Linked DNA regions of Mus musculus: region 1 is linked to region 2. A link is a loop called in an ENCODE intact Hi-C map of the cell type or tissue named here. Cell type or tissue: heart. All regions are shown on one strand. Links, peaks and the distances in the headings refer to the core of each region. The heading gives the core; the rest is flanking DNA. Region 1 overlaps Gm36667 (a long non-coding RNA gene). Region 2 overlaps Auts2 (autism susceptibility candidate 2).

Region 1 (15,672 bases), core at 3,171-11,170, 1.4 Mb after region 2:
ACTCACTCCCTGCTCTGTCACCACGTTCATAGGCAATGAAAAGTGAAAACCATAATTTGGTCCAGGATTCTAACCATGTCTTCCTACCTGAATCCTTTCTTTGCATTGGTTGCAGGCACTCACTATGGAGTCCAAGATGGCCCCAAACTCATGAACTTCCTGCCTCCTACTTTCCAGCTGTTAGAAAGATGTGCACTACCATGTCTGATGGTCTAGTTGGAATGTGAAATGTCCCTCAACAGGCTCACTGTTAACAGTGTTTGAGAAAGTTGTAGAACCCACAGGAATTGGAGCCTTTTTGGAGGAGGTGGAGGCAGGCCTTGAGCTGTTACAGCACAGCCCCATTTCCTGTTCCTACTTGGCTTCCTGAATGCAGATAAAAAATGACCAGCCAGCCTGTTCCTGCCACCATGCCTTTCCTGCCAGCTTGTGACGGTTTCACAGTGCAGTAGTACCTTGGAGAACAAAGCCCAAGGAATGCCTCAAAGATCTCTCCATGCAATAGAAATCATGCAGGGGTTGGTGGGGGCCACAAAAGGCCACCTCTGAGAGAGGAGAGAGAGGCAGAGACAGACAGAAAGAGGGAAGGAAGGAAGGAAGGAAGGAAGGAAGGAAGGAAGGAAGGAAGGAAGGAAGGAAGGAAGGAAGGAAGGAAGGGAGGGAGGAAGGAAGGCAGGCAGGCACAAGATTTTATATAGGGTATGCAACTTGTGCAGACAGTGGAAATGAGTTGTATTTGACATCTGGTGATTACTGTGGCTGCTGAGTCACTGAAGGCAGGCTGCAGGCTACAGGAGAACACCTGGTTCTGGAATTTAGGCTGTTTCCAACACAGATCCCATGTCTTCCTCACCATCACAGAATGGCTCCCCCCTTAAACCATAAGACCAAAAAACAAAAAACAAAACACCTTAAGTCACTTTGTCCTGCTATGTCACAGCAGCGACAGGAGTGACTAAGACACTTGGTTTCTTGGTTAAGACTATGAAAGACCAGAACCCAAAAGAAAAGTGTCTCCTCAGCCAGGATGCCCCAAACCTGAGTACTTTTCAGTGTTATAGAATGCTACCCTCTGAGTAAGACAGTGGATATCCTCATAAGACCAGCTCTTCCCCCGTGCAGACCATCAAGGTCATACCTGTGCACAATTGACATGCTCTCAGAGAGGGAAGGGGTAGGGAAGGTCAACAGACCTCTCCCCAAGATTCCAGCTGCTCCTCTCAGTCATTCCTATGCCATTCTGCCCTATCACACGTGGCTTCTGGGTCTTTGAGATACTAGAGTACATAAGCTAGGGAGATTTTTAACCAAAAAGGGGCACATGACCTATGTGACAATGGAGTAGCCATCATCCATTCTGGGTGACAAGAACCTCAGTGCTTTGGGGTCATTGATATTCCTGCCCATTTTCTCTCACGGTAAGTAATCCCAATCTTCCCATTGGTTCCCTCGGGTTAAACTTTGATGGAATTCTACTTTGGCTTGCCACTGGGACCTTATAAGGAAAGGGTAGATATTGGAAAATAGATACTTAGGTCCCTGATCGGCCATTCAGCATCAGAATTCCAGAGGTGAGAGCTCAGAGATCTATTTTTTTAAACCCTCTGGATGCTAAGACTGAATGATCCTAACAGGAAAGCTTAGCCCTCCCGCATCTATTTAGTGCAATATGGAACCCCTGCACCGTTCTCAGGCTATTTGTTTTTTAATGATTGATGAATCAATCTAGCAGTAACTCATATCTCCCCAGGCCAGTCACACCTGCCTTGAAGCTGGTATTGCTGCTAAACACCAGCCCAGGTGCCGGAATCCCTGGAGAGGCCTCTCAGCCTGCAACCTGTCTGAGTAGCATGACCAAAGCCATTGGACAATTCACAGGAGATCAAGTCACTGGTAGCCTCAAGGCATTCTGACTCCTGTTGTTCTCAGCAGGGCAGGGGCTGGAGAGCAACCTGCTCACCATGGGGCTTCTGCTGCCACTCTAGAATCAGCCCTGTGACTCAGAGGCCACAACCCTGGGCTTACCTTGGGACCAATATGTCATTCACTCTCAGAAGCCATTACAGCAGGGTCTGTGGCAGCTTTCTCTGTCTTGCATGCTAAGTCAAGGGTATCTGTTCCATATGGTGGTGAATAATTTACAACACAATTTACTTCCTGCTTATATAGCTGATTCCATACAAAGCTTCCATTTGCATATTTATTAATTTACAAAATTAATGCCATTTTCTTAGTCCCGTACAGGATGTGTGGCTGGTCCCTGTCTTTGAATTAATTTTAATCTAAGGTGGAAACATTTGTTAAGGGAGCTGGCTCAGGCCAAAGTAATCAAATTCGTGGTAATCAAATGCTGGTAGGGGGTGGGGGAAGAGAGAGCTAACATTTATTGAGTGCCTAACCATGCCAGGCTCCAGGAAAATTAATGGTGCAGAATAGAAGTCTCCAAAAACATCCCCTTAATGTGATTATTGTGGCTGTTTTACAAATAAGGAAATTGAAACTCAGAGAGAATATGGTGCTGGCCCTCATAAGAGAGCAGAGTCACAGATGCTTAGAAAAGTCAGGAAGCAGTATTGCCCACCACTCTGACTTCTTATTAGTCAATGAAGGCCATTGCTACTCATAATTAATCTGGAGGAGGAAGTACTTGAAATTCCAGATATTTCCTTGTTCATAGATATTCTTGTTGACAGGGAAGAGAGGAAGATACACATTGAGTATTCTACCATGCTAGATGTTAACATTTGTTCAGATCTGCATAAGGAAAACCAACTCCATCAAAATTTCCCAGTCATGACTGGGGCAAAACGCTTGCTATGTAAACTTGAGTATGTAAATTCAATTCTCCAAACCTATGTAAAACAGTTGGATATGGTGTTATATATTTATAATCTCAGTGTGGGAAATATAGAGACTGGAGGATCCTTGGAGCTCACTGGTCCACCAGCTTAGCCTACTTGATGAGTCCCAGATCAATGAAAGACCCTATCTCTGAGGAATGACACCTGAGGTTGGCCTCCACAAACCAGTTCACATGTATTCATTCACATCTACACACTCATGGATATGAGTGTGTGTGTGTGTGTGTGTGTGTGTGTGTGTGTGTGTGTGTGTGTGTGTGTTATATTGCACTGTGATGATTTGAATAAGAATTGGCTCCTCAGAGGTTCATATATTTGAATACTTGTTCATCAGAGAATGGCACCACTTGAGAAGGATTAGAAGGTGTGGCCTTGTTGAAGGAGATGTGGCCTTGTTGGAGGAAGTGTCACTTGGGGTGGGCCTTGGGGTTTCAAAAATGCAAACCAGTCCAAGTGGCTCTCTCTTCTGCTGCCTATAGATCCAGATGCAGAATTCTCAGTTACTTTGCTAGCTCCATGTCTGCCTGCCTGCCACCAGGCTCTCTACCATGACTAAACCTCTAAAATTCTGAAACATCTCCAGCTAAATTTCTTTTTAAGAATTGCTGTGGTCATAGTGTCTCTTCACAGCAGTAGAGCACTGATTAAGACAAGTGCAAAATTTCACCTTTATCTCTTAATGGATGACTATGTAGTCTTTACCTCCCCATAGACATGATCTTCCTGAGCCACTAATGTCCTCTCTGTCTTTCTATTGCATCTCAATAAAACTTGCTCTCTCTGTCTCTGGAACAAAATATCCAAGAAAACTTAGAGAGGAAAAGGTATGTTTTAGCTCCCAGCTTTGGTGTTTGCATGGTTAGTTGGTTCTATTGCTTTTAAGGCAGGAACACATGACAAGAGCATGTAATAAATGCAGTTACTTGCCTCATAGCAGGCAGGATGCAAAGACAGAGACAGGAAAAAGCTAGCACACACCTCCTGCCTTGCTTGGCCTTGATTGTCAACTTGGCACAACCCAAAGTTATCTGAGAGAAAAAGCCTCAGTTAAGGAGTTGTCTAGAACAGACTGGCCTATGGGTATGTCTGTGGAAGACTGTCTTTATTTTGAACTGAGGTAGGAGGGCATAGACCACTGTAGGTAGCACCATTCCCTAGGAGGATGGTCCTAGGCTGTCTATGGAAGCTTAGAGAAGCATGAGTATGCAGGCAACATTTCTTATGGTTTCTGCTTGAGGTCCTGGCTTGACTTGCCTCAATGATAAGTTATGAACAGAAAGCCAAAATAAACCCTTCCCACCCCTAAGTTGTTTTCAGAGTTTTATCACAGCAACTGGATGAAGCTAGAACAACCCCACAGACCTGACTTCTTCCCACTATTTCTCAATGCTACCATAGGCTGGGGCTAAGCCTTCAACACCCAGGCTTTTGAGAAGCAGCCCATATAAAATCATAGCATCACTCCTACCATATGCCCTCTTGCTCCTCCCCTTCTGTGTGCTGTTTCCTATGTTGTCCTTTCTTGTCTCTTCTGCTTTACTCTCATAAATTAAAATCTATGCTTCTAACCACTGCCTCGGAGGGTCTTGAGGGTTTGAACTCACCCAGCTCTTTTCCAGGCATCTGTAAGTAAAACAGGTCAGATAGTTAATTGAGCACTTAAGAGCCATTTCTGCTCCCAGCACTTATATCATGCATTCCACAAACACTTAGATCTAGTTTTGACTCCCTCTTCTGGCCTCTGAGGGTTTCTGCACTCAAGTCTACACACAGAGATGTAACTTGGGTGGGGGGTGGGAGCCATCAATGCAAACACAGCAAAAGCAAACTTTCCAAGCCCTCTTTCTTTCCCCTAAGAACCTAGCTTACATTTTTTTTTGCAATTTCTTATTAGATATTTTCTTTATTTACATTTCAAATGTTATCTCCTTCCCTGGTTTCTGCTCCGAAAACCCCTATCCCATTCCCCCTCCTGCTGCTCACCAACCCACCACTCCCTTTTCACTGCCCTGGTGTTCCCCCACACTGGGGCATAGAGCCTTCTCAGGACCAAGAGCCTCTCCTCCCATTGATGTCTAACAAGGTCATCCTCTGCTCTATATGAAGCTGGAGCCATGGGTCCCTCCATGTGTACTCTTTGGTAGGTGGTTTAGTCCCTGGGAGCTCTGGAGGACACTGGTTGGTTCATATTGTTGTTCCTCCTATGGGGCTGCAAGCTCCTTCAGCTCTTTCAGTCCTTTCTTTAGCTCCTCCATTGGGGACCCTGTGCTCAGTCCAATGGTTGGCTGAGAACAACCACCTCTGTATTTGTCAGGCACTGGCAGAGCCTCTTAGGAGACAGCTATATCAGGCTCCTGTCAGCAAGCGCTTGTTGGCATCTACAATAGTGTCTGGGTTTGGTGACTGTATATGGGATGGATCCCCAGGTAGGGAAGTCTCTGGATGGTCTTTCCTTCAGTATCTGCTCCACACTTTTTCTCTGTATCTCCTCCCATGGGTATTTTGTTCCTCCTTCTAAGAAGGACCAAAGTATCCGTAGTTTGGTCTTCCTACTTCTTGAGCTTCATTTGGTCTAGCTTTTTTATACTGTCCATATTGATGCTAATCATTTATCCATTCCTCTTACACCTTCAGCCTTCTGTCACTTTCATCATTCTACCTACTGTCAATATCTTCCAATATGCTTCGCTTATTTTGTTGTTGTTGTTGTTGTTGTTGTCGTTGTTGTTGTTGTTGTTGCAGTGCTGGAGATCAAATTCAGGGACTTGTGCATGGTAGGCAAGCAATCTACTGCTGAACCATTTCTCCAGCCCCTCACTGGGGGATTCTAGCAGAGGCTCTACCACTGAGCCACGCCCCCCAGCCCCTCCCTGGGGGATTCTAGGCAGGGGCTCTACCACTGAGCCACGCCCCCAGCCCCTCACTGGGAGATTCTAGGCAGGTGCTCTACCACTGAGCAGTGCCCCCAGCCCCTCCCTGGGAGATTCTAGGCAAGAGTTCTTCCACTGAGCTATGCTATCAAACCTTTTATTTCTATTTGGAATCTCTATTCTGAAAGTTCAACCTAGCCACCTGATAAACCATGCCACATACTGTAGGTATCAAAAAGATATTGTAGCCCAAAGTGAACAAAGTCTGAGCCTGGAGGGGTACCTCCTGGCATTTGTTTTTTGTTTTGTTTTGTTTTGTTTTGTTTTGTTTTAGATTTCTATATTTGTCTCTCAATGCCTTCTCAACCCTGAGGACAAACCCAGAGAAAGACAAAAATACTTTTAGGAGTAGGGAATGATTCCCTGTGGGGTCTGGAAAAACTTCTCCAAACACCCAGGTGTAACTTTAATTTTTTTTCAAATGTCTACTTTTAAAGATTTTTCTTAAATGCTTTAACCTCCCTTCTAGCCCACCACCCACCAAAGGTCGTGGAAAAGAAAGGAATCGGGGGAAACGGACCTATTTAGAAATGGTTCTTTGAAGGAAATGCCATCTGCATTGTCAGGAAATCAGCAGTTCAGGTTACAGGTCAGCAACAGCAGCTCAGTCCACTCTGAAACACTTCACAGGCACACCAGCAGTCCAGTTCAATCGTGTTGGGATAGCAGTAGTGGTGTCACGATCTAGCAAGAACAGCCAGGCCTTAGCCAAATCAACACAAGTCAACAGGAGGGGACCAGGAGGGAAGTCAAGAGAAGCTCTGTGCTGTGTCTCTCTCAATGAAGTAAAGATCAGCAAAGTTGGGAAACCAACAAGCGCTGTACTGCTAGCTCTATAAGCAAGCCTTGTTCAGCCTCCATTACTGGCCATTGAGTTCTATTTATACTTCTTCCAAACATCACGTGCACTCCATCAGTCTTGCCTCAGCACATGAGTCTGTCTCAGCTGACATCAGTCTGCCAATCAGCCCAAGTCCGCAGAAACATACAAGAAGTCCAAGAAGCCATAACATACCACCAGAAGTTTGTTGGTCCGTTTCTCTCAATGGAGTCCCCAAAAAGGAGCTCAACCATACAATGTAAGGCAGACCAATACATACATGTCATTAATGAAGAATCGTTCACCACTCATTCTTTTACATGCTTTCATTAGCAAAACATCCTTTCACGTGTGTCTATGTCATAAAATGTTCCTTCCCATGTTTGTCCCAGCAAAACACCATCTGATGATACAAATGACTTCCCAAAGAACCCTTACATTTCTACTTCATCAGGACTAGGCCGCTTATTGTCCAACGGCTGTCACCAAGCTTACTAAAGGAGAAATGGTGATTACATGAGGACTTCCATGACAGACAGCATAAGTTGGTTTTACTGCCTCACACTCAAAACATGCTGAGAGGAACGATCGCCACAAGGAGTAATGTTCTATACGACTTTTATTTTGATTCAGTTTGGTTTTGTTGTTTGTTGTTTATTTTGCTTGTTGGTTATCTGAGATAGGATCTCTCTATGTCATCTGGATTGGCCCATAGCTTGTAGCAATTCTTCGGCCTCCATCACATCCATCAAAATGTAATGCTTTAATTGAGGAAAAGGCCTTCAAAGAACCAGATTTGACCCTCCTCTCTGACATTCATCTCTTGAATTATCTGACCCTTTCACCCAGAACACTGGGTGAGGAGCTCCAGTTTTTCTGTCTGCCTTTGAGCCCAGCTGCCACTATGAGGAAGTCTTGGGCTCCCCCTCGAGGCCAACAGTAAATCTAGGGAAGAAAACTCCAAGAGACACTGCAGGGTCTTAATTGGCTGAGGACAGGAACAGCAGTAGGGAACAAGAACTTGGATAAAGAAATGAGAGTGGTTGGCCCAGGATGTCCAGGCCCTTCTCCTACTGCAGACAAGAGGACATTGCAACGATATCTAAACAAAGTGAGGTAACAGCTGTGAATCTGTGTCTCCTCTTTAGAAGACACTAAAGGGAAAAGGAAGAAGGCAAGGGAAGGAAGGGAAGGGAAGAGAGAGGGCGACAGCTTTCCTGTGTATTCACCTTCTGCTGCTGTGTGCATGATGTTTTTAATCCATAAATCATCATTAAAAGTCTTGCTGTTTTTAATTCCTTCAATAAACTCTAAGGCATAATTCTGTACCTGAGTAAAATCAAAGGCTCAAATTTGTGTTAAAAATGGGATTGGGGGACAGGGGCAGCGCTGGAGAGATAGCTCAGTTGGTAAAGTGTTTACTATGCAAACACAAAGATCTGACTTTAATCCTTAGAAGCCATATAAAAAGTCAGGTATGGGGTGGTATTTGGTAAAAATCCCAGAGCTGGGGCGACAGAGACAGGTAGATCAGGGGACTCACAGGCCAGCCCCAGGTGAGTTCCATGCCAATGAAAAACCTGGTTCACAAAATAAGATGAATAATCTCTGAAGAGCTACATCCAAGGCAATCCTCCAAACACATACATGCACACCTGTTTACACATGAAAATGCACGCACACACACACACACACACGCACACACACACACATTAGTGATATCTGGGTCATAATGTTGGATGCCTATGACCCCAGCACTTGGGAGACTGACACAAGTAAGTCATGAGTCTGAAGCCAACCTAGACTATCTAGAAAGTTTGAGCCTGTCTGGGACACATAGTGAGACCCTATCACAAAATAACTAAGGGTTGGGTGCATAGCTCAGTGGTACCCTAGAGATCCTAAGCCTTGGGTTTAGACCCAGCACTAAAACCAAATAGGTGTGCTCATTAATGGGGTCTTTCTTGTGACTCCTCTTTGTGCTTGTGATCTCCAGGAAAAAAATTCAGATGACACACAGAGATCATTGTATAGATGATTAGGTGTTTGGAGATGGGTAGGTGACTCAGTAGGTCAAGCACTTTCTATAGATTTTTACCACTATCCCCCCTTTAAATGAGACATTTATTATCCCTTTAAATGGGGATTCTGAGCTCCTATCCAAAGGCACAGCTAGGAAGTCAGCTGAGATGAAATTGAGTAGAACAGATGGCCTAACACAGGCTCAATGCCTAGTGTCTTTAAAGAGCTTTGACTCATAACACAAAAGCAACCACAGACAGTATGTAAATACATAGGCATGGCTTCTTCCAACACACTTCATTTATAAAAACCAGCAGTTACTGGGCATGGTAGCTCATACAAGAGGATCTTGAGTTCCTGTCCAATAGGCTCTAGACTTATTCTAAAACAAAAACAAAAACAAAAACAAAACAAAACCCAAAGGCTGGAGATGTAACTCAGTGATAGATTGCTTACTTAACACAGGAGCCTATGTTCAATCTTCATTCATCCTGCCTTAAAATGAATGGATGGATGGATGGATGGATGGATGGATGAATTTGTGAAAGAATTAATGGGGAAAGAAAGAAAGAAAACAGTCAATGGTGGCACAATGCCTGTAATCCCAGTACCTGGGAAACGGAGGCAGGAGGATGAGAAGCTAAAGGTCAGGTCTAGAAAGGTGGCTTGGTGGCTAAGAGCACTTGCAGCTCATGCGGAGGATAAGGACCTATATCAGGTGCTTTCTTGAGATAGCCTACAGAAGCATATTCACACACAGACACACATACGTATACATAATTAATCAATGATAAAATAAATCTTCTTTTTCTTCAAGTCTGAAGTCATTCTCAGCTACATAGCAAGTTTGGGGTCACCTTGGACTACATGAGACTCTGTCTCAAGAACAAACAAACAAATAAACAAATAAACAAATAAAACGCAGTCAATGTGTCTGCAAGCTATGGAGTGAGCTTTGAGGAGAGTGTGAGGAACAGAATAGAGAGACTGTAGACAGGCAGAGAAACGGGGATCCTGAACTATGCATGACCACTCTAGCACTTGGCCACTCTTCAGAGTTACTCATTCCTGCCACACAGCATCATTAGGGTCCAATTCTATCACTATGAATGGTGATGCTAACGCTGTGGTCAGGGCTGTCATCTGTGGCTCTGGACTCTGCTCACCCGAGTCCACTCGATGTGGTGTCTCCCGCCATATGTCTGGCCACCCTGCTCATTAATCACACCCCTGAAAAGTCTCTTAATTACATTATGTTCACAATCCATAAAACATAATTAAAATATGTAAATCCATTATACTCTTTAATGAGCACATTGAGAGCTCAAAATTTTAAATTAGATATAAAATTGATGTGAACCCACTAGTATTGACTACGCATGACCATAAATCACTCTCAATTTGGACTGCCATGAGGGCCTCGCTCCCATTGGATGTGGCTCTTTCCCCCTATCATTTTTTAAAAGCTGTTTTAAATGACGTATGATCTTTAAAGGATAGCAATTACTGGCTCGCTTAATCGACAACACCAATATCCACAGTGATAATGTCTCCAGAATGCATTGTGGCTTTGCAGAGGACTAGCACAAAAATGAGGTCTTGTGTCTGTGTCAACGTGAATGATTTTTTTTTCCATCTCGGTATAGATATATCCGTGATTCTTTTTTCTTTTTCAAGAAGAGTCTCACTATGAGGCTGTGATGTTTAATCTCAATTGCCAAATTGATAGGATTAAGAGTCACAGAAGAGACAAACTTCCAGACAGTTGTCAGGAAATTTCTAGAAACAGTTAATTTCGGGTGGAAAGACCTTACTCTGAATGTAGGCTGTACAATTTCAAGGGCTGGGGTCCTCTCTGCATCATCTCTGCTTCCTGGCTATGGATACAACATGATCATCTACCTCAGTCTCTTGCTGCCATATCTCTCTTCCCCCATGAAGGACTGCAAGGCAAAGCAAACCGTTGCTCCTTTAAGTTGCTTTGTAGGGTTGCAGCAACAAGACAAATAACCGATACACTGAGCTTGCAGAGGTGTTAAATAAAAAAACTTTCAATAGACTGTATCATATTTTTAAAGGATGTGTATGTGTGAGAGAGAGAAACGCATGTTAGTGTAGATGCCCATAGACAGTAGAGTGGAATGCCTAGAGACAGAGCAACAGGTGGCTGTGACAGGCTGGGTGCTGGAAATTGGACTCAGGACCAATGCAAGAGCACTGTGTATTCTTAACTGCTGACCCACTCCTTCAGTCCTTGAATAAAAACTTTTTTTCACTGCCTTTAGTTTTCAGCCTAGGTGTGATGAGGTCTATGTGAGCTTCTTTTCCACCACCCTATATGTTTTGTTGTTGTTTTGTTTAATCCTACTGAGCTATCCATATAAAGCTTGCTCCAGCTAGTCCTTTGGGGGAAATTTGTCCAACAATACAACCCTAATTTCATGCAACTGATGGACCAGACAGTCAACTAACCCTTCCTGTGTATTGCAGAGCAAAGCCTAAGATGTGCTTGTCTAAGTGACAGGAAGAGACAGCCTTTAATCTGCGGGTGATTTCTCCTCAACAGCTCTCTTTCCATCAAGGCAGATGGTTCATAGACCCATCCTGCGAGTGTTATGATACTTAATGCGACAGAAGAGACCTGGGTGGGGAGAGAGGAGAGGTGAAGATGAGATGAAAGACAATTATCATTTGTTTATGCTCCTAATCCTACTTAGAGCAGAAGTTGTCACAGCTTGAAAGTGGAGGGCAGGGCCAGGACACCAGGGAGGAAGCCCAGATAAACACAGATCAAATCCAGAGGCTCAGGTGAGCTTAACTAACAGCAGGAACTGTGTTTGTTTTCACAGGTGCAGGCATGCTTTCCACCAGTCTGTTTACTTACATATCAAAGCTTCTTTAACCCCAGTCTCAATTTGGCATGAAAAACTACTGCTAAAAAATTTATAACAATGACTTGGGGTGTAGCTCAATGGTAGAGCACCTGCTGAGAATCCCCCATCTAGTGGCTGGGGTGTGGCTCAGTGGTAGAGCTCCTGCCTAGAATCCCCCAGTGAGGGGTTGGGGGTGTGTCTCAATGGTAGAGCCCCTGCCTAGAAGCCCCCAGTGAGGGGTTGGGGGTGTGTCTCAATGGTAGAGTGCCTAACTCTACCCCTCCAGTGAGAGCCTGGGGAAGTGACTCAGTGGTAGAGAACCTACCTGGAATCTCCCAGTGAGAGCCTGGGGTAGGACTCAGATGTCCAGAGCACCTGCCTGGAGTTCCCATGAGGATTTGGGGATATGGCTCAGTGGTAAATGGCATGATTAAGATTCTCTAGCGAGAGGCTGGGAATATGACTCTTTGATAGAGGGGTTCCATCTCCTTAGTTTCCATCTCCAGCACCACAATAATATTAAAAGAAATAGAATAAGTGATGAATATATTTAATATTTAATTACCTTCTGCAGGGCAAATAAATCACATAAACAGTTTAGTAAACTCTGGAAACAGCATAGAGCCGCATGAGCAGTAGAAACAAAATAATAATGAAATAATGAGTAAAGCTATATATTTTAGCCAATGAAATTTGCATAAGTACAAGAGTAATGGAAGTTGTGGTAAAAACATAAAATAATGCGCAATGGTGCATCTCTTTTAATATGGCTAGCCACTTGTTCAATTGTTTCAGAAATATCAGTGGTGTTTAAAACACACAGCAAGTTATAGATGATGATGTGTGCCTGTAATCTTAGTACCCGTATGGCTGGAATGGGAAGATAACTATGAGTTGGAGGCCAATCTGGGCTATGACACTTGTCTCATGGAAACCATGCAATCATAATCATGATAATAAGCATAAACATATCCATACATTATAGTTCTGAAAACATAACCTTTAAAAATAAAGAGGGCAGAAGTGGAGAAGGTGTTACACAAAAATGTTCATATGGTATCGTTCTTAATGGAGCAAAATGTGAAATAAATGAAATGTCTATATCTATCTGGGAAATCGGTCTGATATAGTAGAATATATTTTAATCCTACAACAGAATATTCTATCTTCTACCCACTGCTTTGGTTTATATGGAGAAATAAACAAAGTGTGAGTTTTCTTCTAGTTTTGTTTGTCTTATTGTTTTAAGACAAGGTCTCATGTAACCTAGGCTAGCCTCTGATTCATCATATAGCTGAAGACAGCTTTGAACTTCTGATCTTCCTGCTCCAACTCCCGGTTGCTGAGATTGCAGCTGAACACGATCATGTCTGGTATTGTACAGTGCTTAGGATCTAACCCCAGCCTTCATGTATGCTGGGCAAATAGTCTACCAAATAATCCACATCCCAACCCTTCTATAGTTTTTACATTTATTTATCATGTGTTCACACATGTACATGTGTGTTCATACATTTGGAATACAGAGGATAACTGAGGCCAAACTCAGTTCCCTACATCTCCATGTGGGTCCCAGGGATAAACTCAAGTCTTCAGGCTTGATAGCAAGCTCCTTTGTCTGATGAGCCATCTTGCTAGCCCCCTTTAAATTTTAATATGCTAAGTTCTTCCATCCATCCTGCTTTGGTAGGAGAAACTGGTTTAAATGTGTGATATGATGTGGGGCTGAGTCTCATCTTCGCCACCAGTTGGGTTATTATCTTTGCTCTTAATTGTGATCCAAGATAATAGCAGCAATCATTTCCTGCTTGTGGTGGTTTGAATATGTTTAGCCCCATGGAAAGTGGCACTAATAGTAGATGTGGCCTTATTGGAGGAGGTGTGGCCTTGTTATAAAAAGTGTGTCACTGTGGAGGTGGGGCTTTGAGGTCTCATATATATGCTCAAGTCTGTCCAGTGTGACACAATCTCTTCCTGGTTGCCTTTGGATCAAGATGTAGAATTCTTGGCTCCTCCAGCACTATGTCTGCCTGCACACTGCCTTGCTTCCCACTATGATGATAATGGGCTGAACCTCTGAAACTGTAAACCAGCCCCAATTGAATGGTTTCCTTTATAAGAGTTGCCTTGGTCATGTTGTCCCTTCACATCACTAAAACCCAAACTAAAACACTTCTAGAGTTTAAGTCTGTGCTCCAAAATATACATGTTCAAAACAACCTTTACCTTTACATATTGATGGCAATTGGAAACAAGGCATTTAGAAGGTGATTAGGCTTAGATGAGCTTATTAGATGGTCTCATGATATAGTTGATGATTGCCATAGTCATTTTTCTAAGAAGAACAGAATACTGAGCAAGCAGCACACTTCCTGTCTTGCCATATCGTGCCACAGGACGACACACCCTAGACGCCAATCCCACACATATTTTTTTTAATTACCCCATCTGTAGTTGTCAATGAAAGCATAAGAAAATCAGCCAAGATATTGCTTTACAGTTCAATTGTAAATGTGAAGATAGTTGTTGCCTATACCATTAGTGAGAGTCTTTTGGTTGGGTCTGTAGTTCAGGGGTGAAGGCTTGATATATATGAAATTAGCTTATAGGAGACAGACAGGAACAAAGTTAGTAGTCAGGCATGGTGGCACAGGCCTGTAGCTCCACCACTCAATTTATTTCTTTCAGCACCCACACGTATCACAACGTCAATATCTTGGGAAAATAACACTTTTGTTTTAAAGCTTAAAATGGGTTGTTCTGGGCTGGGAAGATGGTTTGCTGGGTAAAGTGCTTATTTTGTAAGAAAGAGAACCTGAGTTCAAATCTCAACATCCATGTAAAAGGCCAGATGTGGGAGTGCACACCAATGCTGGGAGACAGATAGGAGGATCCCAGGGATGCATTAGTCAACAATTCTAGCCAATTGGGGTTCAGTGAGAGACCCTGTCTCAAAAAACTAATGTGGAGAGAGATTGAAGACTCCCTTATGTCAGCCTCTGACTTTCACAGGTATCCTCACAGGCAAGATCGCGCACGCACACACACACACACACACACACACACACACACACACACACACACACACACACCACCCCCATAAAGAAGGTATGATATATGACATAAAAATCCTGCTACAGAATCAAGACCACATTCTAGCTGTATCTGGCACAACCAGGTATTGTAGAAATAGTAAAGAACAGTTAGAATAGTTGAGCTGCATTTGAGAGCTGGATCTTCTCCTGGCTTTTCCAGAGACTTAGAGAGAATGAGCTCACACCCTGAAGTCTATACACTCATATACAAAAGCAGAATAGTACCTGGCTCAAGAGGCTTATAGAGGGGGTTAAATGAGGTACTTTAAGTAAATGTGCTTGCTTTAAACATCACAAGGGCTCACAACACCATTAACTTAGCACACACTTATGCCTGCCAGGCAGTTTAATGCCTTTGGTCTCTAGTATGTTAACAGGCATCTTTTCGTAGTGAGTTGGACTTATAGGCTATTGTTGCTCAAATAACATTACCGACTTAAGGGACTTAATTGATGAGAACAGTTTCATTCAGACAATCCAGAAACGTCTCTGTGCTCAATTCACAAACTCAAAATAAGTGAATTTGGGCAAGAAACAGTCCGGGATCTTTTGCCCATAAGAAACTCAAAGGGGCTACATGGGGCAATTTTAAAAGAAATGGGAAAGGAACACTAGTTCACATTTATATGATGGAGTGTAATCACCGGATATCTCTAGGCTTCCACAGAAATGGTCCCCGCAAATCTGCAAAAATACCCTTTGCCTTTCTGTGTTATCAAGAGTGCTATGAGTGGAAGTCTGTGCAGGTCTGAGGACCTGAGCTTGAATTTCTAGAACTCCGGTAAAGCTGAATAAGGTAGCACACGTCTGTAATCCCAGAGCTTCTACAACATCTTAGTTAAGGATTTACTGCTGTGAACAGACACCATGACCACTGTAACTCTTATAAAGGAAAACATTTAAGTGGGACTGGCTTACAGTTCAGAGGTTTAGTCCATTATCATCATGGTGGGATGTGTGGTGGCATGCACAGTGCTGGAGAGCTGAGAGGTCTATATCTCTTGTTGTTGTTTTGTTTTGTCTTGTTTTGTTTTGTTTTGTTTTTGAGACAGAACTTTACTGTTATAGGCC
Region 2 (15,672 bases), core at 4,243-12,242:
TAAGTGAAAATACTACTAAATGCAGGAAAAGTATATGAGGGCTCCTACATTTTCAAATTAATTATGAGACTTTATACAAAAATAGGTAGACAGACACACAGACACAGGACAGACAGCTTGTAAAACTCTCAGGAAAACTAACCACTGTGTAAATCTTGAATCAAACCTCAGCATGAAGCAGACCGGCATGGACATCACAGAATGCCAAGCCTGTGCTACAGAGCTAAAGATTCTCCTTTATTTACTTGGCTAAAATGTACTGATTGCTGACCATGTGTGAGGTGTTGACTGAGGTGCTGGAGACATGGTGGAGTCTCTGCAGAGATGAAGCATTCTATGTAAGGGAAAGAACTTCAGAAGCTGATTGGCTGTAACCAGCACCTAATCATGCGTGGAGCTACAGGTGACCGTGGAAGGGCAGCGTGAAGCTATGGAGCATAGGAAGGACTGTGGAGATGGCAAAGTTGGAAAGGGCCTGATGTACAAGCATTAGGAACTGAGTATGTACTCCCCACAGCCAGGGAAAGCCAGGCACAATGGGATGCATCTGTAAGCAAAGCCCTGGGGCTGCAAAGAAAGGAAACTCTCTGAGTGTGGCTGTGTAGCCAGTCCAAGGAATCAGGTTGAGTAAGAGACTATGTCATTGCCCTCTGCCTTATATACATGTGCACGTTAAAGCACATGTGCACCCATACATAAGCCATACACAGACAGACAATGCGGCTGCCTCAGAAGCTATGGATTCCCAGCATGTTCATAGTTCGTTTTTTACAGTCAGGCATCTGATGTTTCCCTTCTCTTGTTAAGTTTTCTTTTTGATGTGCATGAAAGTTTGCTTTCATATATGTTATGTACCACATATTTACTGGGGTCACATCCCCTGGAACTGAAGTTACAGATAGTTGTGAGGCACCAAATGATGGGAACTGAGTGCATCTTCTTCTAGAGCAGTAGGTGCTCTTAACTGTGTTCTCTCATATTGCTACCAAGCCTACCCACCTTCCCCACTTCCCTCCCTCCCTCCCTCCCTCCCCAGCCTCTTTCATTATGTCTTTCCTTAAATGCTTGCAGTATCCTGACCAGAGTTAGTATATTCAGTAATCTAAAACTGAAAACGAGTGTCTTTAGTCACAGGCTCAAGAAACAGAGAGTTTGTCCTTTCCCTTTAGAAGCTCTAAAGCCGTGGATGACTTCATTTCTCAATTTTCCAACGATGACATTTACACACAACTGAGATCAACCATGTACCACTGGCCACTGTGACCTCTACAGTGGCTGCTACAAAAGGAGGCATGAAAAGCTTGAGGAAACTCGGACTCATAAACGGCTGGTGCATGTGCATGGTAGAAGCTGAAACTCCTGAGAGCAATGCAGGGCAAACGAGAGCTGTTGCAGACTTACTTCGCCCCATGGAGTTTCAAACATCCAGGCAAGGAAACATGGGATAAAGAAAAGAAGGGGGAAAAAAGGTATGTACAAACAAACACCAGCAACAGGAAAGGAGGAGTCAGTGGTTCTCCAGATGGAAAAAAGATCTTTTAGATGAAAAGCAGAAGCACAAATGGGAGATGAAACAGGGACTGAACCAGGGTCTGTGACATAGACTTGTATGCCCAACTACTAAGGAGGCTGAGACAGGATTCCCAGGGAGAGCCAGTCTGGAAACTTACAAGAATTATAAAAAAGAAAGAAAGAAAATAAAAGGTGGTGGGGGAGGTGTTAGTGAATGTAACTCAATAGTAACACAGTTGCCTTGTAAGGTCTGTTAGTTATCAGCACTCTGCAAAACAACAACAAAAAACAAGAGTTACTGATTCTGGGGCCCCTTAGGAACAGGTGGCAATTGGTATGGATGTGACATTCCTCTGTGTATCTACTCCTTCACATATCATCATGTCTCCCACTCTTCCATGACCTTTTAGAGCTATGAATCCATGGATAACCAAGGCTCTTCCAGCATCTCCATGGGATTCCTGCAAAGCTCATACTGCGTCCACTCTTTCTACTGAGGCCCTGACACTTTGTCTACCATGCAACCTACAGCCATCGCCACACATCCTGGAAATATGTTCTTCATCCTCATTGTCCTATGAGATATTTTCTCAGGACCACTCCCACCCACCCACTCAATAACCTACTCTATACTATAATTACATTGTTGTCTGCTTCTCTCCACCAGTGACCAAGCAAGAGAAAAGCAGGTCTAGGAACCTCTTGCCTTGATACAAACCATAAGCATGCTTATATGTAGTAACAACTTGAATAAAGTAAGTAGTATCTCTATCCTGTGCCTCCCATGTACTTCCTATAAAACCATAATGGTGAGAGTACCCCTAAGTGTGTTAAAAGAATTATAATAGATGAAAAGTGGTGTGGCTAGACAGATGGCTCAGGACTTAAAAGCACATACTGCTCTTCCAGAGGACCAGGATTCAGTTCCCAGTACTAACACTGTCGTTCACAACAGCCTATACCTGCAGCCCTAGGAATTCTGATATCCTTTTATAATCTCTTAGGGCACCTGCACTCACGTTCACATGCCCAAACAGAAACACAAACACATGACTACATTTTTTGTCTTGGATATTTTCTTTATTTACATTTCAAATGTTTCCCCCTTTCCAGGTCTCCCCTTCAGGAACCCCTTTTCCCATCCCCCCCTGCCTCTCCTCTATAAGGGTGTTCCTCCACCCACCCACTCCCATCCTCCCTCCCTGGCATTCCCCTACACTGGGCATTGTGTTGCTCAGGCCCCAGGGCCTTTCCTCCCACTGATGTCCAAAAAGTTCATCTTCTGCCACGTATGTGGCCAACAAACACCATGGGTCGCTCCATGTGTATTCTTTCATTGGTGGTCCAGTTTCCAGGAGCTCTGGGGATGCCTGGCTTATTGACACTGTTTCCTCCATTGGGGCTGCAAAACCCATCAGCTCCTTCAATCCCGATTCTCCATCTCCTCCATCAGGGAGCCCTGAGCTCAGTCCAATGGTTGGCTTCGAGCTTCCTTGATTACAAATTTTTAAAAAGTGTGTAGAACCTTCTACAGTAAGCACTTAAGGAGACATTTTCATTATGGATGCTTCTCCAAGGCCTGATTATAGATGCTACATGATCCCCACACCACATCAGCATACCTCATTCAGTAGGCTGACAATGGCTATAGAGACAGTTCTCTCTTGGAAGCTGTAAGAACTGACAGCTATCTGACTTAACACAGGTATAAGATGACAGCTATCAGAAAAGAACATTTGCTCAATTCTCTTTCTCCATCCTACAGAGATGAGAAGGATCTACCTAGACAGCACAGCACCATAGCCTAAAAGCAGCAGTGATGGTACATGGCCCTCCATTGAGAAAGGGTTCATAGGAGTAAGATGTTGAATTCTATAAACGTCATTCAATATTCATCAACTCAGAGGTGTTCTTAACCCCCCACCCGCTTTAGAGGGGGAGACTGTGGATCAAAGAGCGCACTTCACAGATAGTGTTTCATGAAAGAGAAGGTATCAAGTTTATCCCCTGGCAGCATGCAGGTGGGCTGAAGCTGTCCTGGCTTCTGCAACAGGACAGTGGGGACTCAGGCAAGGAGAGTATTGGGCAATAGCTCACAGGGGGCCTGAACAGGATACAGTCCTGAGCCTGTGATGCTATATTGATTTTTTTAATGACTACTTTAAGCCTGTTGAGTCTCTGACATTTAAGGGGGCTCCTTTAGAAATATTTCTAGAGGGCAGATTCTTGTCCTTCAAAATGAATGGGAGAAAAAACATGATTACATTTAGTCCACCAGATTCACTGTTCACATACTCAACCTTAAACATGTTAAGCTCCAAGAATCAGTGCATGCCACAGGCATTTATGGGTTAGAAAGGTGATATATATGTTGAAGATAACGGGATTTGATAGCTACACAGACTGTGTCTGCTGTGCAAATACAGCATATGATATCACCATAAAAATCTAAATCTTTACAAATTGGATTTCCTTAAATCAGATATACCTATAGCATGACAATGTTCCACTTCAAAACAAGACCAGCCTTTCCCAGGAGGCATGCGCTAATCTGTCAGACAGCCTTGTCATTCTTTGATGCATTATCCCAAGCCACCATTCATCATGCTTCCCACTGTGGGAACAGCTGCTGATCTCAGCAGTCTCCCTTGGATAGGCTTGTAGCTCCCTGCCACCCACCCCCACGAATTTCTGTTTTCCTTGCCTATTCTGTCACCTGTAACTAAGCCCCAGCGTTGGGACCGAACACCTCTGCATAGTTCCCAACAAGCCCTGCCACCATGGCCTATCTACCCAATGACTGATCTCTATACTTTACCCCCCACATTTGGGAGACTCCTGCTCCAATACACCATGCTCACTGTAGTTCCCTGGGGTAGTTTAAACCATTTCCCTCCCTGTAACTGCACTCCACTTCCACGGAGGCCTCCCAGTTCTTCTGTCATGTTTTGGACTTATCTTTGGTCTACACACTCTGTCAAGGGAAGGCCTTCTCTTCACATTGCATTTACTTTAAAATCTACTTTTTTTTACTTATAATAACATGTATGTGTGCATGTGCATGTTTGTGTGTGCACATCATGCAGGTACCAGTAGAGGTCAGAGTTAATCCTTCTGGGAGAGAGTAAGACCACTATCACAATTTTAGAGCCAAGTTTAAAGCAAACTTAACTGGTCGGTTGGTGCACTGGCCAGGACCATACTTGAGATTCCTATAGTATAGCGGCAAATGACACTTGTCAGAGGCTTAAAAGGCAGGCAAAACCCACTGGGCTATGCAATTGCCACCTTCATCCAATCAGGGACTAGCATACAACCTGACATACTTCCTGCCTAAATACCTCCCACCTACGTTATCAAGCACAGCCAGTGCACTTGGGTCAACCAACCTTGCTTCCAGAAGCAAAACCACATGCTTTGTTCTTTTCCATGAACACCAGCCTCCAGTATTCCTTGGGTAAGCAAGGCTTACAAGTAAGAGACATTTTCATTTTATAGAGCTCTTAAACACAGTTTGACTTTAACACAGATTCTTCAGGTATCCCATCAGAGGCAGTGGATGCCTCCTGGAGCTAGTGCTTACCAGATGGCCATCGTCAGTGCTGGGAACCAAGCTTGGGTCTTCTATAAAAACATCAAATATTCTTAATCACTGTGCCATCTCTTCAATCCCAATATTAGACTTATATTCCCACAATACTGGATATAATTATGCACCAAATATATGATTCACTGACCTATCTCCTTCTTCACAAAGCTGACTGTGGATCTGGATTTTAAAATAGTTTCTACCCACTGAAAGAGAAACAAAACTAAGAATATATTCATCTGGTCAAAAGAGTCCATGAAGCGTCTTGGTGTGAAGCAGAAGCAGAACTCTGGATGTTTGTAGAGAAAAAGATGAAGCCATGGAAGCCGGGGGCATGGCACTCCTGAGAAGACAGGGTTGCTGGTTAGTGAGTCTCTTAGTCTTTTAGTTTATTTTACAATTCTTTATTTCGTGTGTATGAATATTTTCCATAGTGAACCTGGTGCCCCAGGAAGTCAGAAGTGGGCTTTAGGGACCCTGGACAGAAGTTCTTGATAGTTGTGAATCACAAATTGTGTACTGAGAATGGACCCTGGGCCCTCTTCAAGAGCAGCAAGTGCTCTTAACCACTTAGCCATCTCTGAAGTCCCTGCTAGGTAGTTTTAACTGTCATCATGACACAACCTAGATCCACCTGGAGGAAAGCATGAATGGGGGAATATCTAGATCATATATCTATATTGGCCTGGGAGCTTACGGGGGGTGGGGGGCTGTTTACATTGTTAATGGGTTTCAGGAAAGCATTTCTATAGGAGTGATAGAGTGGGACAATGCTGAAAGCACAGAATTCAAGGACTATGCAGAAATACATTAGAGGTGTTGTGCTGACTTCCCACTAGGAAATATCTCTTTACCAGTTCGTTCCTCACTATGGTCACTCTGGTGCACACAGAGGCCTCTCCCTGCTACTTCCCAAAGCCACTCACTAAAGGTAGGAACAAATAGCAGAGAACAAGGCTTCTTTGTGGAGAGAATGGATCTTCAGAGTAAGATGTGAAAAGGGCACAGACAGGGCAAACAGGAAGGACCTTGAGTTTCTCAAATGCTGGCAGATGGCCCCAAATTTCTCTCTTGAGAGTGAAAACACATCTGCAGGTAGAAAGCATTGTTATTTGGTAAAGAAAGCTTGAAATTGTGTTCAGGAGCAAGAAGCTTGATAAGTAATGAGCTTCCTTTTCTCTTTCACCACATACCTTCCAGGACCCAATCTAATTGAGTCCATGAACATCTTCAAGCTATGAGATTGCAGGAACTGTGGTGTCATTTAAAGTGATACTGAACAGCAAGGCTCAGCAAGTATATATGCCTCCTACCAAGCCTGATGGCCGGAGTTCCATTGCTGAGATCCACATGCTAGGAGGAGAGAGTCGACTCCAGCAAATTGTTCTTTGACAACTGATTTCCCCAGGTTATACTCGGATCCCTGTACATGTTCTTTGACATGTGTGAACCTACCCCACCAACACACATGCATACCACACGCTCACACACACTCATAGGCATGCATGTGTGTGCACTCGCGCACACACATACACAGGAAAAAATGAAAAGACTGTGATAAAGCTGTCGATTTTGTGTGGATATATGCCATGAGCACAATGCCTACAGAGTCAAGACGGGAGCATGAACTGGGGTAGAGCTGCAACTGTAGGCTGTAATCTGTCTGATGTAGGTATTGGGAAGTAAGTGCGGGTTCTTCAGGGCAGAAATCTCTTTAATTACTGAATTACTTCTCTAATACAGATACATTTTATTTTGTAATGAACTGACCAGAAATGCCATAGGTAAACAAATTTACAAACAGATAAAAAAATTAAAGACCTCTGGGTACTGATGAAGTATAAATATAAGAGATACAGCACATCAGACAGGAAAAGCAGGCTGGCTACCCACAGTGTGCCGAAGTTGAAAGTACAGATGCAAGGTTTTAGACAGCGAGCTATGGTAGCTTCTTTCTATAAAGTTTAAGCTGTTGATTCCACTTAAGAAATATGCACTAAAGACTTCAGCACTGCATGAAAGGAGACATCCACGTCAAGATCTTTCCAAAAGGCTCTGAACAAGGACAGGACAACAATGTCTAACCTGTAGTCCTGTGGGCTGCTTCAACAATGGTGAATATACAGAACCAATTGCCCCACAATTCACATGGCATGAACTCAGATAGGGAAATGGATGTTTGAGCTACACACAATCAATGCATTCTCAATAAACAGTATCTGATCTCTAATATGAGCCTTGTCTGTATCAACATTGATACAGGCTAGCAAAAACAAATGATAATTTCATAACTTTAATGATGAAATAGAACTAAGGTTATTGAGAATAAAATTATTATCCTACAAACCTACATCTCAAGTCTGAACTCTGGGTTAAAATAACTATACTTGAATATATTCATCAATATCTACATTATATTGTGGTATTCTACTAAGTACATCAAGGTAGCACAGGGTGGCCTGGAATGTATTACACAACTAAAAACAGCCTTGAACTTCTAACCTCCGTATTCCAAGTGTTAGGAATACCACTTTACATCCCCATACACAGTGTACAATGTCTTAAAAGTCAAAGTTAGATTTCATGTATGTAAACTTGCCCTTACCAACTGACTCACACCTCAAGTGCAAGATACTCTAAACTCGTGTTCACCAGACTGATGGAGTCATGATGTAGCTACAAAGCCATGTGTGCTTCTTCAACAGGTACTTTCTTGTATCTCAGATGAAAACTACATACCCATTTTCCTTAACTTTGATTTATTTCTTCTTGCACCTTTTAAATTTACAAGTGTTGGCTAAATTCTATTGACAGACACCCACATATCTAAATCTTTTCCTATCCACTTTATTTTCTCTACTAAACCAGCCTCTTACTAAGAGCTTGATAGGAAAAAAATAATGCACCACTCACCCCCCCTCTCTCTCCCTCCCTCCCTACCTCTCTGTGTGTGTGCATGTGTGTGTGTTTGTGTGTGTGTGTCCATTCCTTCCCCAGACAACTGCCAGAATGATTTTTAAACACACATAGCACACAGAGAGAGGGGGAGGGAGAGGGGGAGGGGCAGGGGGAGGGAGAGGGGGGAGGGGAGGGGAGAGGGAGGGGGAGGGGAGGGGGGAGGGAGAGGGAGAGGAAGAGGGAGAGGGAGAGGGAGAGGGAGACCCATACTCACTCACTCTTACACAGACTTCAAGAAGCCCCCATCTGTTTTTCAATACCATAATGAAGCCTCTTTGCCAGCACCCTTCAGAAGCAAGCTCTCACCATAGTTCACCCCACTCATTTCCAGCCACTTGTCTTCTTTCATCCCAACCCGCTGCAACACAACAAAACTGTCATTCCTCCTAGGCAAAGATTAACATTCAGAGCAAACCCCCCAACATTCATCTGTGGAGAGTCTCTTTTTGTGGTGCTTCCAGAGTCCATGATACACAGCTATCAAAGTTCTGATTCTGTAGCAGGAGACCTTCCCGGAGATTCTCAGGATGTATTTAAGCAACAGCTGTTATTGAAAGATCAGGAAGTCAAGTTCAGGGACTGCATTTATTTGAACAAACAACTACACATTGCTTTCAGATACAGCCAAGATTCTGAAGGTAGCTCAGATCGTGATGGAGGGTAATAGACCACAGGTAAATACACAGGAACGTCCTTTCAGGACACTGGCAAGCACAGCTGGGTAGAAGCCAACTCCTGCAAAGTGGCTGCATTTGTCTTGCTAAGGGTCAGCCATGACAGCATCTGTCAAGACGAGCTTGAACAGAGGAACTCAGAACCCAGCCTAGCAGTAACAGGATACATCGGTATCTGGTTGGAGCACAAACAAGGTAGACTTTCTTCCTCTGGCACAGGGCAGGCACAGGGCCAAGCACACACAGTGCTCTCTGTTTTTGCAAGTCTAATGCGGTCTGCTGAGGGGAGGGGTGAGAGATCACCAGTTCATAATGACTCTCATTATGTCTGCTGCGTTCTGAGCCAAGATTAGACACTAGACAATCCTCTGTCCAGTGTCAAGGGCTTTCAACTGCCCTTTCAACAGGATAATTCCACTTCAAACTAATTTAGGTTTCTTATAACCCAGGCTACCAAAACTGATACACTTCACTGTCTCGGCCTGGAAAAAGAGGTTAATGTCTGCTCCAAGAGAAATACAGACTCGGGTTTGGAGTCTGTGTCGGCTCTACATGAGCGATAACAAACACAACACCCTAAAATCTCCCACCATCTGCTGAGCTGTCAGCCTCCCTGCAGGAACTCAATTTCTAAAGATTACAGTCCTTTTAGTATAGAGCCAGAGGAACACTCCAGAAGAACTTTAGAAAAGATATTAGCATTCCCACTAACATCAACAAGGCTGTGTGAGGTTCACTTCAGGACAGAAACAGTAATTCACCTTCGTCTTCTAGACACAGAAAAGCTTTGGTGACCAAACAGAAACCTGAAGCCTGGAGTGGGCTCATGCTCATGTCTCCAGCACCAATTCCAAAGGCTAACGCAGGACTGTGGAGAGTTAACAGCATTGTAGATGGGAGTGGCAGGCCAGCTAAGCATACACAACAAAACTTTAAAACAAAACAAAACAAAACATACTTAAAAACTTAAAACAAACAAACAATAACAACAACCCACTCAGTTTGGGGTTTTCAGTTTACGTGAATACATAAAGACAATAAAGGCAAGGTATTAATTCAGGTGATTCAAAAATCCAGGAAAAGAATTAAAAGAAAAAGAAAAACCAAGCCAAAGACACTCAGCTACTAAATGAAAAGGTCATGTTTGAAGGCTCCAAGGCTCACTTTATGTCTACAAATATGCTAAACCCACAAAAGTTTATATAAACACTGAAATTTTCCGTGTAATAAAGGTAATCTTCTATACCTACCAATGTACTCACTCCTCCCTCTAAAGCACACAGGCTTTGATGTGGTAATTTATTCTTCACATACCAGCTATCTGTGCCTACCCAAGCCATTACGTCAACAACTATGCATAATATTCTAGAGAAGTACTACTATATAAAATTTTGCATTTAAAGTACAAAAATTTTAAATAACCTTTAGACTGAACCAAAATGCATAAATAACCCAAAGGAACTTGGAAACCTATGTTCACTTGGTGAGTACACAGCCTGTTAACACTAACAGCACCCCTAGCGCCATGCTCAAATATTCCCACTCTGTCCAAAGTTCCTATGCTCATCCAAAAATAAGCACAAGTCAAACAAGGTGACCGCTGCTTTAAAAACTTACATTTTAGAATTTGGTATAATTTTCCTTTAATGGACACTGTAGATTCGGGGACTTACGGGGGAAATAAAACATCTCAAGAGAACACTGAAAAGCAATAATCTGAAGCCATTATCACAGCCTAGGAAGGCTCGACTTACATTTTCTAATTCTAATTCCCTCACTCTGAAGCACAAGAGACTGCAGTCTGTACAGCGGGCAACCCAAGCCCCTGCTACATGGTTGACGGAGAAGCCACTCGCAAGGCACACAAAGTGTTAAATCACACAGTCAAGCTGTAATCCTTGACCAGTGACCCAGGAGGCTTCAGCCTGGGACCTTTCAGGTGTCACTGCTCAGTGTCTTCATACAACTACACTGCAACACTGCTCCTGAAACTTCCTCCTTAGCAAATGTCACCTTTTACCTCTTCAGCCTCTCTTCAGCCCATCCTCACCATTTTTCCTCTACCTGAATCCTCCCTAGATACAACTTTAGTCTCCAATAAGCCTTGCCAAAACAAAAGTAAGGCGTTCCTTAATCTGCGCTTCCCGTCTACACTTGCACACCAGCTGCAAATGCTCCTTCAAACAAGCAGGCAGCTCAGCTAGCTGGGTTTTTTCAGTAACAAAGGACAGCCCCGCACTTTTCCATTTGAGGCTGCAGAGGGAGCCAGAACCATGCAATGCGAAAGAAAGCAAGTCAGCAGTGTTTGGAGGACTGGGAGAATCCAAGGCTAGTGAAAAATATGAACACAGGAATACCGCAGACATCAACTCCAAAATGAAGGTTTTTTTTTTTCAATAAAAATAAAAAATAAAATAAAGCTCTCAAATTAGTAGGTCTTCTCATAAGACTTCCTTTTGAGGTATATTTTAGGAAGGAATTTCTAAAAGTATTTTAAATTTTTATTTGTGTATGTTCATATGTGTTTGTGTGTACATGTGCACACGCAAGTGCAGGTAGATGGGGCAGCCAGAAGAGGGTGTTAGATCTTCTGGGGACAGAGTTACTAGTGGTTTTGAGTTACCCAACATGGATGCTGGCAACCCAATTCAGGACCTTGACAAGAGCAATTGCTATTACCCACAGAGCTATCTCTCCAGCCCCTGCAGTATTTTTAATCAGAGTATATTAGAAGCTGACCTGACCTTGCCCCATAACACACAGCATCAGATCAGAAGGCAGAGAAAGAGGAGCAGAAGGCAGGGTCAGAGGCAGAGCCACATGTTTTAAGAAGTAAGATTGCCAATACAAAAGACAGAAAGCCCTGACTGATCCCAGTCTGTGATGTTGTGACAGGTCATGAAAGGAGTCTCAGGAGACTGTCACCTCCAACACTACCTTGTGACAGTGAGATGCCACAGCAGACACAGCAGAATGGAGAAGACAGCTGTTCTAATCAGTGGCAAGACAACAGTTAACTTGTAATTCCAAGTGATAAAGAGAGCTTATTCTGACAGCTCTTTCCTAACAAACCAAAGACACATAATAACAAGCTACGATGATATCAGTGTGGTTTATACTGTAATGGAGAGACAAGTGAGATTTTGTATAATGTGAAGGTTTTAGGCAAAGCCTGAACAATATATACTGTCAAACACTCTAAAACTAAATGTGAACTGGTCACCCCATGATACATCTTGAACAAGGAAAACAACAACAGAGAATCTGGAAGAAATTTTAGAATACAGAAAAAATATGAAAGTAGGTTAAAAGTGCAAATTCAAACAGCATAAAGACATGAGGCTCAACCTAGAGAAACACATCCTTCCAAAGAGACGATTTTCTTTAAAATACGTAAGCAGGGCTAGGAATGTGGGTCCACTATAGAACATGCACTTAGAACACCTCCATCCTGCCTTTATAGAAGATGGTGTGTAGCTTAGTAAACACTTGCCTAGGATCCCCCAGTGATGGACTGGGGGTGTGGTTATGTGGTGGCACACATTTCCCAACAATTAATAAAATAACAGGATGAAGTAATATTCAAAACAGAATGAAATAACAGAAATGACCCAGAAGTTACAAAGACATCATTCATAAACAAGAACATTAAAATATTTACTATAAGATCCATTTGGATGTTTAAAAGACAAAGATGTTTATTATTTAAACAACACAACCTGTTTTTAACCTCTAAAACTACTTAACACACATAGGAGAAAACGAGATCAGTAAGCATGAGGCTAAGCCAAAGAACTATCCAAAAGGACACACACACACTCTCCATCTCTCTATCACTTACACACACACTAACACACACACACACACACACACACACACACACTTAAATACAAGATGACAAATAGTTTGATATCTCAGAACTAGAATTCCATTGAAGGTAAAATAAAGATGAATTCTCTCTTTAAAAAAACGTCAAAGACAGACTAGAGAGATGGCTAAGTGGTTAAGAGCTCTTGCACCCCTTCTAATAGATTCCAGTTCAATTCCAGTACCCCGATTGGGTGGCTCACAACAGCTTGTAATGAAAGTTCTGGGGTATCTAACCTCATCTTCTTCTGAAGGCACCTACACCCATGCACATATACACTCATGTACACACGCGTACCCATAATCATGTACACACACATACACTCACAAAATAAAATAAATCTTTGAGGAAATAATGACCCAAAATTTATCAACATAAAAATTATGCCCCCATAGAATAAAATAACTCAACAAATACAAACTAGAAGAAACATGTATAAAACTATACTAAAACTCACTGCAGTCAAGTGCTCTAAATGCAGGGATTAAAAACTCTGAGTGGCAGAGAAAATCCTTGCTATGGTTAAGAAGAATTTAGGTGGCATCAAATGTCTTGTGGGAAATAACTGAGAGAAGACAGCATATCAGCACATTTAAAGTGCATGCACGAATGCATGTGCAAACACAGACAAATACAGAGAGAGAGAGAGAGAGAGCCTATTTATCAACAGAAAACAACCTCTGCACCTGAGTGTCCTTAGATCATATATATCGTTTGCCATATACTAGACTATCTCAACAAGAAATACTAGAAGGAAGTCCTTTGGTTAACAGGAATAGCTCCACTGTCAGTCCGACTTAATCAAACGAAAGACACAGTAACTAACCATTTGGCTTGTTTGGTCTAATCAATATTTCCTGATTGAAAATCGCTTTAAAAAATTTACTGGTAAAATATAAACAACAGAAACAAATTGCTGTCTGTTTAACATATATAAATGTACACTATGAAATGTACACTATAAAAGTTAGGATGGAAGAAATGCAAGCCAAGAACAGAATGGAATGCTAAGTTTATCATTCATACACCATATATGAAGTCATGTATCACTTGAAAAGCTCTTACAAGCTAAAGATACAACACACACACACACACACACACACACACACACGGAAAGCTATCATCAATATAAAACCAGTGCCAGCCCGGCAGACTTGAAATTGACCTTCTCAATGGACAGCACTCCTATGAAAAGACAGAGGGAAGGGGCTGGAAATCTGCCACATTCGTGTGTCTTTCAAATGCTCACAACCCGAGCTCAAACCATCAGGACCAAACACACTTTTCTAGCCTCCGAAGGCACCTGCCCTATTCCCACGTGCTTCCCCAGCCATGCACATAGCAACACGCACATTGTTTTTTAAAATGACCAAAAAATCTATTTAAAAGGTAGGAATAGTAAGTAAAATAGGGCTTTATGGACACACATTTTTTTAAAACTATATTTCAGACTACAGCCAGGGATAAAGACATCTATTTAATAATAATAACACACATTCATCAATCGACACAACATAACAATCTTTAATGTTTATGTGCCTAACAACAGAGACATCAGATAAAGAGAAGGATTAAAACTAAATTACAGTCAGAAACATGAATCAATCTCCTTTCTCTCAAGCAAGCAGAAAACACTCACTCAGGTTATAATGCAACTAGAGATCAAAATGAACAGCTTGACCAGACAGGTATGTGTAATACACTCTACTCAGCCACTGGGAATAATGACTTGGTCAATGCACAGGGATCACCTACATAGGCAAACTGTATTATGACGATAAATTGAATGACAATCCATGTTGGATGTGAAGTGCCATAAATCATGCAAGCAATCACAGGGTCTATATAGGTTGAAGCCCACAAATAAAAAAAAAGTATCATAAAAAGGAGCTAGCAATCACAGGGTCTATATAGGTTGAAGCCCACAAATAAAAAAAAAGTATCATAAAAAGGAGCTAAAAAGTATTTTGCATAGAAAATGAAAACATATTAAGAGTTTGTGGGGTACTGCTAAAGTAGTATTATGGGGTACATTTATACGGTAAATTTATATGCCTATATTAGGAAAGATGATTCCAGCTTCTCCTTTAAACTAACCCTGATACACAGCAGCATTGGTTGGCCATGTGCTTATGGAACCCCAGGACTCAAGGACGAAGGCAGGAGGGTCATAAATCATAGGCCATCAAGAATACAAAGCTGGGTGAAGTAGCACATGCCTTTAATCCCAACGCCCAGGAGGCAGAGGCTGGTAGATCTCCCCACATTTGAGACCATCCTGGTCTATAGAGCTAGTTCCAGGACAGCGAGAGCTGTTACACAGAAAAACCCTGTCTCATAAAACCAAAAAGAAAAAGAAAGAAACAACAAAATAAACATTAATTCGTTCTCACATCAAAGAAAGAATGAAAGAAAGAAAGAAAGAAAGGAAGGAAGAAAGAAAGAGAGAAAGAAAGCAAAAATATGAGCAGAGTAAACCCTAGATAAACAGAAAGAAGGAAATCAATGAAAAATAAAACAGCACAGAAAAATCAATGAAAGCAAAGCTGTTTCTTTGAGAAAATTGGTAAAAACTGATAAATGCCTATTCATACTCACATGCAGGGAGAGCAGAGGAAACAGATATAGACAAACAAAGTCCGATGCTAACAATAATGAGTGCAGATCACCCTGCTCGGGATAGCTGTTTAAACAATAAAGGGATATTATACAGATAACTGAGTCAAAAAATGAATGCTCCGATGAAATGGACAAATTCATCAGAAGCATAAATTATACATGACCAAAAGCCAAACGGGCTGCAGGAAGAGTTCACAACAGAATTATCTGACTGCTTATGTGATATTTTCTCACTCTCCACCACCAACTAAGACGAAACCAAACCAACCCAAACCAAACACTCCAGCCCATGGAGACTCACTGATAAAAGTCTAACTAACACTAAAAAAGAAACCTATAAAAGCTCCATACAATCTTTTCTACGAAACTGAAGGTGTATCTCTCTTCTCTGTGATGCCATTATAGACACTAACTATATCACAAGAAAACTTAACAATAACTTTATTTTACTG

Evidence for each region. Hi-C counts contacts between places; a loop is a spot of excess contacts. Peaks named below come from ENCODE experiments on the same cell type or tissue, not always from the same donor. Only the 100,000 strongest peaks of a DNase experiment are listed, where the experiment ranks them.
Region 1: a loop joins it to region 2, with 10 times the contacts of the local background. A loop is called at or near these places in 11 of 42 quality-filtered maps.

What each region holds. Positions count from the first base shown.
Region 1 is chr5:133,577,841-133,593,512 of GRCm38, forward strand. Gm36667 (a long non-coding RNA gene) reads right to left here. Exons shown (of 5, transcript XR_868576.1): 2 at 6,312-6,494; 3 at 4,466-4,484. Among named protein-coding and RNA genes, the nearest start is that of Gm36667, 13 kb to the right of the region's middle. In heart, for the core only: a CTCF peak has its summit at 7,543 (motif pointing left); no DNase peak of the experiment used is centred there; H3K27me3 peaks cover 1,547 bases.
Region 2 is chr5:132,220,866-132,236,537 of GRCm38, forward strand. The region is part of intron 2 of Auts2 (autism susceptibility candidate 2); the gene reads right to left. Among named protein-coding and RNA genes, the nearest start is that of Auts2, 310 kb to the right of the region's middle. RefSeq lists an enhancer at 8,287-9,495. In heart, for the core only: a CTCF peak has its summit at 10,994; DNase peaks (open chromatin) are centred at 8,936 and 10,986; H3K4me3 peaks cover 656 bases; H3K27me3 peaks cover 1,190 bases.